Linked DNA regions of Homo sapiens: region 1 is linked to region 2. A link is a contact called in ENCODE Hi-C or POLR2A ChIA-PET data. All regions are on one chromosome and are shown on one strand. Each heading gives the region's core, a stretch centred on a gene start or an enhancer-like site at or near the end of the contact. The rest is flanking DNA. Distances are from core to core; before and after follow the strand shown. Region 1 overlaps RNF103-CHMP3 (RNF103-CHMP3 readthrough). Region 2 holds the start of RNF103 (ring finger protein 103).

Region 1 (6,114 bases), core at 2,000-4,499, 40 kb after region 2:
TTCCATGTCTTTTCATGGCTTCATAGATCATTTCTTTTTAGCACTGAATAAACAGTTCATTGTCTGGATGTACCAGTTTATCCATTCACCTACTGAAAGACATCTTGGTTGCTTCCAAGTTTTGGCAATTATGAATAAAACAGCTATAAACATACATGTGTACATTTTTGTTTTCACCTCCTTTAAATAAATACTAATGCTGGATCTCATGTTAAGAGTGTTTAGTTTTGTAAGAAACTGACAAACTGTCTTCCAAAGTGGCTTCCATCTTGGCTTCCCATGAGAGTTCTTGTTGGTCCACATTCTCACCAGTGTTGCCTGTTATCAGTTGTTCCAGATTTTGGTCATTCTAGTAGGTGTGCAGTGGTATCTCATTATTGTTTTAACTTGCATTTCCCTGATGACTTATAACGTGGAGCATCTTTTCACATGCTCATTTGCCATCTATATATCTTCTTTAATGAGGTGTCAAAGTCTTTGAACTATTTCTTAATGGAGTTGTTTGTTTTCCTATTGCTGAGCTTCAAAAGCTCAATTTTTTTTTTTTTTTGAGATAGTATCTCTCCATGTTGCCCAAGCTAGTCTCAAACTCCTGGGCTTAACAGACTTTTCTGCCTCAGCCTCCCAAATACCTGGAATTATAGCCTCATGCTACCATCCCCAGGTGAGTTGAAAGAGTTCTTTGTGTATTTTGGATAATAGTCCTTTATCAAATGAGTTTATTGCAAATATTTTCTCCCATTTTCTATGGCTTGTCTTTTTACTCTGTTGATATTGTCTTTTACAAAGCAGAAGTTTTTTCTTTTAATGAAATTCAGCTTATCAATTTTTTTCATGCATTGTGACTTTGGTGTTATATCATCACCAAGTTATATCATCACCAAACCCAAGGTCATCTAGATTTTCTCCTATGTTATCTTCCAGTAGTTTTATAGTTTTGCATTTTACATTTAGGTCAATGATCCGATTTGAGTTAATTTTTGTGTAGGGTGTAGTCTGTGTCCAGATTCCTTTTTTTTTTTTCAATGTGGATGTCCAGTTGTCCCAGCACCATTTGTTGAAAAGACTATCTTTTCCTCCCTTGTGGTGCCTTTGCTCCTTTGTCAAAGATCAGTTGACTGTACATTCAGCCCTTCATATTCGTGGGTTCCACATCCATGGATTCAACTAAACATCGATCAAAAATATTAGAAATATACTGAACATGTTCCCTAAACAATGCAGTGTAACAACTTATTTATTAGGTTGGTGCAAAAGTAATTGTGGTTTTTACCTTTGAAAGTAATGGCAAAAACTGCAATTACTTTTGCACCAACCTAATACATAGCATTTATGTTGTATTGAGTATTATAAGTAATCTAGAGATGATTTTAAGTACCCAGGAGGATGTGCATAAGTAATATGCAAATACTATGCCATTTTAAATCAGAGACTTGAGCATCCGTGGGTTTTGATATCTGCAGGAGGTCCAGGAACCAATCCCCTGTGGATACCAATAGACTATTTTATTTATGTGGGATTATTTCTGGGCTGTCTATTCTGTTCCATTGGTCTATTTGTTTATTCTTTTGACATTATCACACTGTTTTAATCGTGATATTATTATTGTAGCTTAAAAATAAGTCTTGAAGTTGTATAATCTTAGTCCTCCAACTTTGTTCTCTTTCAATATTGTGTTGGCTATTCTGCCTATTGTCCCCTGCATAAATTTTAGAATTTGTTTGTTGATATTCACAAAATAACTTGCTGGGATTTTGATTGAAATTTCATTGACTATTGATCAAGTTGGGAAAAACTGACATCTTGACAATATTGAGTCTTCCTATCCTATAGAAGATCTTTCAATTTATTTAGTTCTTCTTTGATTTTTTCCATCAGAGTTTTGTAATTTTCTTCATATAGATCTTGTACTTACTTTGTTAGATTTACATCTAAGTACTTCCTGGGGAGGGGTTGCTGATGTCAATGTTATTGTGTTTTAAATTTCAAATTCCACTTGTTCATTGCTGTATGTAGATGCTCCTTGACTTACGGTGGAGTTATGTACCAATAGACCCATGTTGAAAATGTTGTAAGCCTGAAATGCAGCCCAGAGAGTCTCTGGACAAAGAATCACCAGTGGTTAAAATCTGAAACTTCATGGTTGCCAATCACTTTTGCCCCATTGTAAGTTGAACCATTGTAAGTTGGGGACCATTTGTATAGGAATGCAATTGATTTTCATATATAAACCTTGTATCCTGCAACCTTGTTATAATTGCTTATTAGCTCCAGAAGGTTTTTTATTTTCTCTTTTTTTTTGTCAGTTCTTTTGGATTTTCTACATAGATGATCATGTCATGTTTGAACAAAGATTTATTTCTTCCTTCCCAATCAGTATACCTCTTACTTTCTTGTCTTATTGCATTCATTGGGACTTTCAGTATAATGTTGAAAGGAAGGATAAGAAGGGACATCCTTGCCTTGATTTTGATCAGTATACTAGAAATTTAGCTGAACAAATACCCAGTTGTTAACTATATTTCTCAACCCACATTGTAGCTAGGTGTGGGCAATGTGACTAATTCTTGCCAATAGAATGTAAGCAAAAATAATGCCTGCCGGTTTTGGGTTTTGACTTAAAACATTGGGTATGTGTGTTATTTCTTTCTCTTCCTACTTCTAACCTGCTAGATATGTTAATAATGGATGCAACCTTGAAAGTTAGGTATGACTGGCAGACACAGTTGCTTAGCCAGCCAATGTTTCTGCATGACTTCACAGAGCAGAGCTGCCCTACTATGGAAATTACTGGATTATTCCACAAAACAGAAATAAACTTCTATTTTATTTAAGTCATTGCATTTTGAGGTATCTGTTATAGCAGCTTAGCCTTTAACTATGACAGCATCTTAATCACACCATATCCAAAATTTGCTAGTCATCTTTCCACCTATATATTGTATGCCATAATGCCAGTCTGAGTAAAGGCCCCTGTAGTCATCTAATCTTCATTCTGCTCTCAACCCCAACATCCAGTTTTCCCAAGTGCAGTGCTACCTCTTAAAATGACTCAGGATTTCTACTTCTGGCTGTGATGGAGTAATTGGCACTGGACTAGTCCTCTTGCTACAAATAACTGTAAAACCAGACAAAAATACATGAGATAGCTGTTTTCAGGCAATGAATAACAGGAAGTACAAGATAAGTACAAGATTGAGATCTTTGAGAGAAAGGAAACTAACAGGGTAGGCTCCATGATTACTCAGCTGTCTGCATAGGACAGTTTCCTGACTGCAGTGCAAAAAGCTTGAGTCCAAGCAAAGCGTGGTGGTTCCTATGAGATTCAGCCATAATGCTGCATGTATCCATAGTTCTTTCTTTAAAAACTAATATTGTTGTATATTATATTGTATAAATATCCCACAATTTATGCATTCATTTTGTGGCTGATGAACATTTGTTTCCAGTTTTTGCTATTATGAATAAAACTGCCTTGAATATTATTGTACATGACTTTCAGTGGACATAACCACTTATTTATTTTGAATATATGTAAGGAATAGAATTGTTCTATCATAAGGTTTAATATGTTTAGCTTTAGTAGATTCTGCTAAAGAATTTTCCAATCTGGTTGTACCAATGTACACTCTATCTAGCAGTGTATGAGTCCCTGTTGCTCCATATCATTTTCCAACATTTGATATTGTGAGTGCTTTCCATGGTATTTCAGTATGGTTTTTATTTCTCTGATGAATATGATATTAATCATCCTTTCATACTGTTATTGGCACTTTTAATATCTTATTTTGTGAAGTGCCTATTTAAGTACTTTGCTCATTTAAAAATTATGATGAGTTATTAATTTGCAAGAGTTCTGTATTCTTGATATGAGTATTCTGTTGAAAATATGTTAACAGTCTCTGGCTTCTTGTTTTACTCTCTCTCTCTCTTTTTTTTTTTTTTTTTTTTTTTTTTGATATGGAGTCTCACTCTGTTGCCCGGGCTGGAGTGCAGTAGTGTGATCTCGGCTCACTGCAACCTCCGCCTCCTGGGTTCAAACAATTCTCCTGCCTCAGCCTCCCAAATAGCTGGAGCTATAGGTGTGCGCCGCCATGCCCAGCTGATTTTTGTATTTTCAACAGAGATGGGGTTTCACCATATTGGCCAGGCTGGTCTCGAACTCCTGACCTCAAGTGATCCACCTGCCTTGGCTTCCCAATGTGCTGGGATTACAGGCATGAACCACCACATCCAGACCTTTTTTACTCTCTTAATGGCGTCTTTTAATGAACAGAAGTTCTTAATGTTTAAGAAATCCAATTTAGCAATTTTTTATAGCTAATTAAAATTTGTGTTCTGTTTAAGTCACCTTTGCCTACCTCAAAGTTATGAAAATATTTTCCTGTTTTGGATGCTTTGTCTGTTTACCTGTCTTATTTCAGTTTCAATCCATCTCAGATTAAATTTTTTTTTTTTTTTGGAGATGGAGTCTTCCTCTGTCCCAGGGTGGAGTGCAGTGGCATGATCTCAGCTCATTGTAACCTCCGCCTCCCGGGTTCAAGCAATTCTCCTGCCTCAGCCTCCCGAGTAGCTAGGACTACAGGTGCATGCCACACGCCCAGCTAATTTTTTGTATTTCAGTAGAGACAGGGTTTCACCATGTTGCCCAGGCTGGTCTCAAACTCCTGAACTCAGGCAATCCGCCTGCCTCAGCCTCTCAAAGTGCTAGGATTACAGGCATGAGCCACCGTGCCTGGACCATCTCAGATTAATTTTGTGTGTGGTGTGAGGTAGAGATTTATGTTCACTTTTTCTTGTGGATATCTTTTTTTTTTTTTTTTTTTTTTTTGAGACGGAGTCTAGCTCTGTCACCCAGGCTGGAGTACAATGGCGCGATCGTGGCTCACTGCAAGCTCTGCCTCCCAAGTTCAAGCGATTCTCCTGCCTCAGGCTCCTGAGTAGCTGAGACTACAGGCACATGCCACCACACCCGGCTAATTTTTGTATTTTTAGTAGAGACAGGGTTTCACCGTGTTGGCCAGGCTGGTCTCGAACTCCTGACCTCGTGATCCGCCTCTCTCGGCCTCCCAAAGTACTGGGATTACAGGCGTGAGCCACCGCGCCTGGCCTTCTTGTGGATATCTAAATAGACCTAACAAAACTTAATGGAAAGAATATCACGTCTTCCGCTAAATTGTGGTAGCATTTGTTGTAAATCAACTGACAGTGTTTATGTATCTTTGTGCTACTCGATTCTCTATTCTGTTCCATTGTTCTCTATAATAATTTCACAACACTATTGAATTTTAGTTTTCAGAATTTAAAAATACCATTCATATCAGGTAGCATGAATCTTCTGACTTTAGTATTTTGCATTTCCACATAAAATTTGTGAATTAGCTTATCAAAACTCACTACCAAAAGCACTTCTGTGATTTTAACTGGATTGCATTAAATCTGTAGATCACTTTTGGGGTGAATTGTTATCTTTACAATATTGAGTCTTCCAATACGTGGTATATTTCTCCATGTTTTTAGATCTTTGATTTCTGTCATCAGTGTTTTGTGGTTGCCTGTAAAGGAGTCTTGTATATCTTTCTTTGAATGTATTCTTAGGAATTTGATTTTCTCATGCTATTGCAAATAATAATGTTTTATAAATTTCGTTTTGTAACTATTGCTTGTGTATAGAAACACTATATATATATATATATATATATATATATATATATATATATATAACTAGCTTTTATTGGTAGAAATTATGTTAAACCTATATATGCCAATGTGGGGAGAATTGACATCTTTACTACATTGCATTTTCCAGTCTATTAACATAGTATGTGTCTCCATTTTATTTAGATCATTAATTTCTTTCATTAGTGTTGTGTGATTTTTAGCATACAAGTCCTGTACCTGTTTTGTTAGATTTAGATCTAAGTATTTCATTTTTGAGTGATTGTAAATGGTATATATTTTAAACTTTGGTGCTCATGTATTCATTGCTAGTATATAGAATGATATATAAAATTATTTTTTTGTAAATTTATCTTTATTCTGCGACCTTACAGAACTCATCTTTAGTTCTAGGAGTTTTTGGTAGATGTCTGGGGATTTCTACATAGACAATCA
Region 2 (6,597 bases), core at 3,182-5,681:
AATAAAATATGAAACTAATAGATTAGCTGTTTGAGTAATCTTAGAGTTCAGAGAGTTTGGGGATGAATAAGTGGCTGGGGCCATAGAAAATAGAACAAACCAAAATTTGAGTTAATTATTAACTCCAGAGGCAATGAACAATTGCACAAGAAAGGTTTCTTACATGGTTCAGCTATGAACAAGATTTATATGGGCATATTAATATAAAGATGAATATATAATATAATCATGTTGGGAATGAGGGGAGGGAAATGGTGTATGAATACAGGGCATAAAAGACAGAATTCCTCATCGTCCATAGTAAGAAATCAATAGATAATGTATAAAATGGAAAAAGCAAGAAAAGCAGTAAAAACCTATTCTTTGAAAATATAGAGGTAAACATGAAAAAATTGCTAAAATAATTGAAGGCAGTGTCTCTGAGGAATGGGAATCAGAGATGGTAGGGAAAAGCAGGGGATGTGGTCTTTTGTTTTGTTTTGTTTTGTTGAGACAGGGTCTCACTCTCTCACCCAGGCTGCAGTACCGTGGCGGGATCACATCTCACTGCAGCAGCCTCAAACTCCTGGGCTCAAGCAATCCTTCCGCCTCAGCCTCCTGAGTAGCTGGAACTACAGGAGGGTGCCCACCATGCCCAGTTTATTTTTATTTTTTGTATTTTTTTGTAGAGACAGGGTCTCACTATGCTGCCCAGGATGGTCTGGAACTCCTGGGCTCAAGTGATCCTCCTGCCTTGGCTTCCCAAAATGCTACAATTACAGGTGAGCCACCTCTTCTGGCCAATGTGTTTTTTTATAAGCAGGGTTTGTCAGGGACATTCTCAGTTTTTCCTCCCTAGTCTGGTATAATTTCATTACCATTGCCCCTTTTACTCCCAAAGTTGTCCCAGTTTTGTATGTAGCCCTGAAATGCTACTTCATTTTTTAAACTATGTGTGCATGATATTTTGATAACAGTGAAATAAAAAGAGAAGGCTCTTTGGACCTTAAATAAAATAACTCTGGTTCATCAAGCTCAGTCAAAGACTTTAATTTTCTTTTTTCCAAAAACCGATTCTTGGTTTTTTTTTTTTCAATTTTTACCCTCTGTACATTAGAATGTATCCAAAAACTAATTCTTCATTTTAAATTAATTACAAGCAATGTGTACTTCAAAGCACTTTTACAATCACTCACTCATTTAATCCTTACGACAGCTTCATAGGGTAAGCATCCTATCCCATTTTATAGATAATAAAAATGAGGGGCCGGGCGCAGTGGCTCATGCCTGTAATCCCAGCACTTTGGGAGGCTAAGGCAGGCAGGTCACAAGGTCAGGAGATTGAGACCATCCTGGCCAACACGGTGAAACCCCATCTCTACTAAAATACAAAAAATTAGCCCGGCGTGGTGGCACGTGCCTGTAGTCCCAGCTACCTGGGAGGCTGAGGCAGGGGAATTGCTTGAACCCAGGAGGCGGAGGTTGCAGTGAACTGAGATCGTGCTACTGAACTCCAGCCTGACAACAGAGGAAAACTCCCAAAAAAAAAAAAAAAAAAAAAAAAAGAGGTTAGGGAGGTCTTCTGATTGTCTACCAAGGTGACACTAGTCCACTGGACCAGGCCCTTTAATTGCAGTTTGCACACTCTTGCCACAATATCAAATGATAAAGCATTTAAGCCATCCTACATATGAACAGAATCTGAGATATAAAACCAATAACCCAGATTAATAGCCTATTAGAAAAACAGATTATGAAAATGAATAATTCATACATTCTTCTGTTTTTGAAAATAAATTCTAATTAGTCTGCCCAGCTAGGCTTAGTGGAAACTGAAATCAATCTCATGGGAAGACAGCCCACACCTCCAACCCCTGTCATCTTTGGAGTCCCAGAGGATGAACCGCTGCCGCTAAACCTCCGGACCAGGAAAACAGTCCTAGTGGGTTTTTTTGTTTTGTTTTGTTGTTGTTGTTTTTTTTTTAGATTACAAAGTAATACATGATTATTTCAGAAAATATAATAAAACAGAGATATAGCATAAAAGAAAAAATATTCTAAATCCCATCACTTAGAGGTGAATACACCTAACAATTTAGTGGATACATCTCTGTCTTTTTGTAATACAGATACAAAAATAGGATCATATGACGCAAACTTCTCAGTCACCTGGTTTTTTTCACCAAACACTATATTTTGGACATGGTTCCATGTCCATAACCGTGTGTCTACATTTTTCTTTTTAGTGGCTGCCTCATGGTTCATCATTTGAATTACTGTATTTGATCAATCCTCTGTCACTAGATATTTGGGTTCTTCCTTTTTTCTTTCCAGCATTAACTCTGCAACAACGACGAAATTCTATACACACATCTTTGTGCCCATGTCCAATTATTCCTCAAGATAAATTTCCTGAAGAGAGATTACTGTGCCAAAGAGCTTGTATTTTATGGGGGGCTTCTAACCCACATTGTATACCCCACCAACATAGAATGTGCTTGTCCATACTCTCTTATTCAGATGACCCAATGTGTTCTCTTATCAATGCTTTTATCCCTCCTGTGGGTTAACCATGAATGAAACAAAGCAAGGGGGTTGGGATGGGAGGCAGTTGAAACAAACAAGAAATTTAAAAAGAGTTCTTTAATTCCTTCTTTCTAGTCCCTCCCACACTCTAATGTTTTTTTCCAATTTGGAACTCTGGCCTGACTGGTTCCACCCTCAGCTCACACACCAACTTTCCCTGCCCATGCCTATTCTGTATTTTTGAGATTGGGTCAGTCTCTCCTCACTAGCGAGTACATACATTCCTTTGAGGTGAGGGACATCACCTTCAGTGTCAAGGTTTGGACAATATCATCAAAGGGTCACCAAGACATGCCCAAGAATTCTGAAATTTCAGAACCAGGCTTGTTAGAATCAGTTGTTTAACACAGTCTCCCACACTGATCTGCCAGCCACGAGAACAAAGCCACATGGAAGCTAAAGACACAGGGGCAGTGTCCAGTTGCTGGCTGGACATTCCTACACCTCCTCCTCTGATTCTCAATGCTCCCTGGGCCCATCCCCTTCCAACTCCTCCCCCACTAGCCCGGCACTGAAATGCCCTTGTTCACTTTATTTTAAATGGGCACCATTCGGAGGCTACATTCTCACAGTCCATTCTTTGCTTCCCGTTCCTCCCTTGCTCCATGACCTGGGATCATGATCCCTTTCTTCCTAAAACTTTCACCCCTAGTTTCAGATAGTTGACAGTTTTGCACAAATAGTAACATTTCCCCGTAATTACTGTTTTTTTTTTCCTTCCTTATCAAAAGGGGCTGGTCAAAGCCAACCTTGTTCAGTTTATGAACCCAACTCCTTCCTCCCTCAAGACTGACACAGAGATTGACGTAAAGAGTACGCTCGGCCCGGTTAAATTTATAAGCACAGAACCAGGTATCGCATGCTTGTCCATGTGACTCTTTTTTTTCTTTTCTTTCTTTCTTTTTTTTTTTTTTTTTTTTTTTTTTTTTTTGAGACGGAGTCTTGCTATGTCACCCAGGCTGGATGGAGTGCAGTGGCGCGATCTCAGCTCCCTACAAGCTCCGCCTCCCGGGTTCACGCCATTCTCCTGCCTTAGCCTCCCGAGTAGCTGGGACTACAGGGGCCCACCACCACGCCGGCCTAATTTTTTGTATTTTTAATAGAGGCAGGGTTTCACCGTGTTAACCAGGATGGTCTCGAACTCCTGACCTCGTGATCTGCCCGCCTCGGCCTCCCAAAGTGCTGGGATTACAGGCGTGAGCCACTGTGCCAGGCCCATGTACAAAATAAAGCACCCGGAACTTTGCACCTGGACTTATCTACACTCGACAATCTTTGTCCTAGGAACTCAGGGAGTCCACACCAGGCTTTTAACACCCTTGAGACTGAAGGAGGGAAAAGGCTGTAACTGGCAGCGACAACTGGGCCTAGTATAACGCGAACTCCAGTTTTGGCCAAACCTCCTCCAACACACATGTGCAAAGCCACATTCTCATGAAGAGGGGGCAAAACATTTGCTTTCTGGGTTTAACCTTCTACCATCTCAAACCAACTGTGCCAAAAATTTCCCTGTTCACCAGGATTCATCAAAAAACGTACATTTCTATTTTCACCGATTTTAAGAGAATAATTAACTGCTCTATTTTTACAAAAAATACACAAAGTGATACAATCTAAAGACTAATCCTCAGACAAAATCAATTGCTAAACATTGGAGGGGCAAAAGGGGAGACCACGCCGCAAAAGCACGGAGAGGCAACTTTCGGCACCGCGGGAAGGCCCCGACCACGCTGCGGCTCCGCCTCTCCTCCCGCCCCTCGTTCGGTAGTCCGGTAGCCCCGCGGCTCCCCGAATTCCCCGCCCTCGGCCCCTGCGGGCGCACCCTGCAGGCCCCGCCCCGGCCCCGCCTCATCGCGACGTCAGTTGTTATGTCTCGGCTCCGGCCGCGGCCGCCGCTGATACACGGTTGTGGAGGGTACGGCCGCGGTCTCCGGAGGTGGCGGGGGTGTTGGGGACGGGTGCTGCGACCGGCACTGCCCATCCGAGCGGGACGGGCGCTGAGTGGCCGGGAGGCAGCCGGGTAGCCGCCTGGAGGAGCAGTCTCGGGGCCTATTATTGGTTTTTTCCCTCCGAGACCGATTCCATCTGCAGAGACCGCGACGCCCCATCCTGGGCCGGGCCGCAGTGCCCGCCCGCCTGAGAGGCGCCGCCCGCCAGCCGGCCCGAGCGAACCTGGAGCCGCCGCCGTGCCCGCCGCTCTTCTCGCGGAGCCTGGGCGGTCGGCGGGGCCTGGGGCCTGGGCTTCGGGCGCGGCGTTGCGGCGGCCGCTCCTCCCCGCGCAGAACACGCTGGGCCCCGGGCCTGGCCCGGCCGAGCGCCGCGCCCTCCTGACCCGCGGCCGCGGGAGTCCGGCCCCCACGGCCCCTCGGGCCCCGGCCTGCCGCCCGGATCCCCGCCTCCTGGGCGGATCTGAGTTATTTTTTGGTCTCCCCCTCCCCCTTGAGATCGCGGCACCGGAGGGCCGACCCCGCCACCTGGGTCAGTGCCCGCCCCGGGGGAAGCGTCCCTCGTTTTGTTCTTCCCCGCGAGCTCTCCCCGCGCCCCTCTCCTTTCTGTGCTTAATGGATGGGGGTTTTGAGTTTTTCCCCTTTATTTTTGTCGGCTCTTGACTGGGAGGCCCGGCGCGAGGCTCTGCGTCTCTGCGTCCCTCGTCGCCGCCTCGCGCCCGCGCGGATCCCGTCACCTGCTTCCCCGCCGGGGATGGCCGGCCAGTGACGGCGCCGGGTGGCCCGCGCGTGGACACGGGGCCCTCGCCCAAGCTGCCACCGAGCCGCGGCCCCCGCCCTCGACCCTTCTCTCTCCCGTATTCCGAGCTCTCTGGAAAGAGAGGAAACTCCAGGGAAGATGTGGCTGAAGCTTTTTTTCTTGCTCCTCTATTTCCTGGTCCTGTTCGTCCTGGCCAGGTTTTTTGAGGCCATTGTGTGGTATGAAACTGGCATCTTTGCCACCCAGCTGGTGGATCCGGTGGCGCTGAGCTTCAAGAAGCTGAAGACCATTTTGGAGTGCCGGGGGTTGGGCTACTCAGGGTTGCCCGAGAAGAAGGATGTCCGGGAGCTGGTGGAAAAGTCAGGCGAGTATCGGGCTTCCCCTAGGGTCCCCTCCACCTGGGAGAGGGGACGACCTGTACCTCCTGGTACCTGGCTGTTCCCCCAGAGTGAGGCCTTTCCTGGAAGCGTTAAAGCTGCCCAGGTTTCTTCGTCCAAGCTTCCTACAATCAAGTATGCGGATCCCAGCTTTGAGGAGGAGTCTGAAATTATTTGGAGGAGTGTTGGTGTATCCTTTTAAGGTTATCGTAAAATGACAGTTTAAAGTGTGGCTTCTTAGCGTTGTTTACTAAGTTGAGTGATTTTCTCAAAATTCTGGAATATCAACTAGTTACAAACTGGAAAGCATTATTTGTCAGTTGAAGTTCATAAAAACGTAAGAAAAACTCCAAAACGTTGTCTGTCAATAGCAATATTTGTCACGATAGTAATAATAAGATACCCAGAGTGGGGACACATCTTTGGAATACTTACTATCAGAGGCACTTGGGCCTAGGATTTAAATGTTAAATCATGAGTTTGAATATAGACAGTATACACCGTACAGTATTAGCTTTTCAGACTTTAAGTTTGGTGAAAATAAGGCGAGCATTTTGTATAAATGCCTGCCATGTTCGAGTTTATATTATATTTCTGTTAGGATTTTTAAAAATTTGCATCTTGGATGTGTAAAAGAAAAATTTTTTTTGTCTTCTGTGTCACAGGTACCCTTGCATTGTTTAATGGGTTGAGAAATATACGTGAAATAGTGCTGAGAGAATATTCAATGTCTTAAAGAATGTGTTTTTAGTAATTGTTGGTTTTGGTAGGATTGGGTGAGAAATATGGTTAATTTTTTTCACTGCTGCACAAAGTATATCTTTGGATATACTTCCTGAAAGTGGAATGTAATTTGAGAAAGGCTTTCTGCGTTGCTGTGGGAAGCAGCTGAAACTGATGGTTATCTTTTTTGTTGTTTCAAGTATTTTTGTCAGCTGTATCTTTTACA

Evidence for each region. Hi-C counts contacts between places; a loop is a spot of excess contacts on that map. ChIA-PET counts read pairs that join two places held with the same protein, here RNA polymerase II (POLR2A). Pooled maps may share reads with other maps.
Region 1: a map of endothelial cell of umbilical vein shows a loop between it and region 2 (2.9-fold over the local background). The contact joins the enhancer-like site here to the promoter of RNF103 in region 2. A Hi-C loop is called at or near these places in 6 of 168 maps with a recorded cell type or tissue (CD4-positive, alpha-beta memory T cell, CD8-positive, alpha-beta T cell, GM12878 and 3 more) and 9 of 50 pooled maps. POLR2A ChIA-PET finds 5 or more read pairs at or near these places in 16 of 52 experiments (B cell, CD4-positive, alpha-beta T cell, CD4-positive, alpha-beta memory T cell and 11 more).

Annotation. Positions count from the first base shown.
Region 1 is chr2:86,581,351-86,587,464 of GRCh38, reverse strand. All of the region lies in intron 3 of RNF103-CHMP3 (RNF103-CHMP3 readthrough), which reads left to right. The region is part of intron 5 of CHMP3-AS1 (CHMP3 and RNF103 antisense RNA 1); the gene reads right to left. Among named protein-coding and RNA genes, the nearest start is that of CHMP3, 21 kb to the right of the region's middle. Within about 2 kb of position 3,249, at least 3 of the 41 ENCODE cell types and tissues checked have a DNase peak (open chromatin) inside an H3K27ac peak, as active enhancers do; they include CD4-positive, alpha-beta T cell, CD8-positive, alpha-beta T cell and endothelial cell of umbilical vein, where a contact is called at or near this core.
Region 2 is chr2:86,621,699-86,628,295 of GRCh38, reverse strand. RNF103 (ring finger protein 103) reads left to right here and starts at 4,431. Exons shown (of 4, transcript NM_005667.4): 1 at 4,431-5,635. The coding sequence starts at 5,410. All of the region lies in intron 2 of RNF103-CHMP3 (RNF103-CHMP3 readthrough), which reads left to right. It overlaps LOC124907853 (a long non-coding RNA gene), which reads left to right. Exons shown (of 2, transcript XR_007087122.1): 2 at 1-20. RefSeq lists silencers at 4,241-4,410, 4,491-5,030, 5,301-5,380, 5,561-5,610 and an enhancer at 4,236-4,530.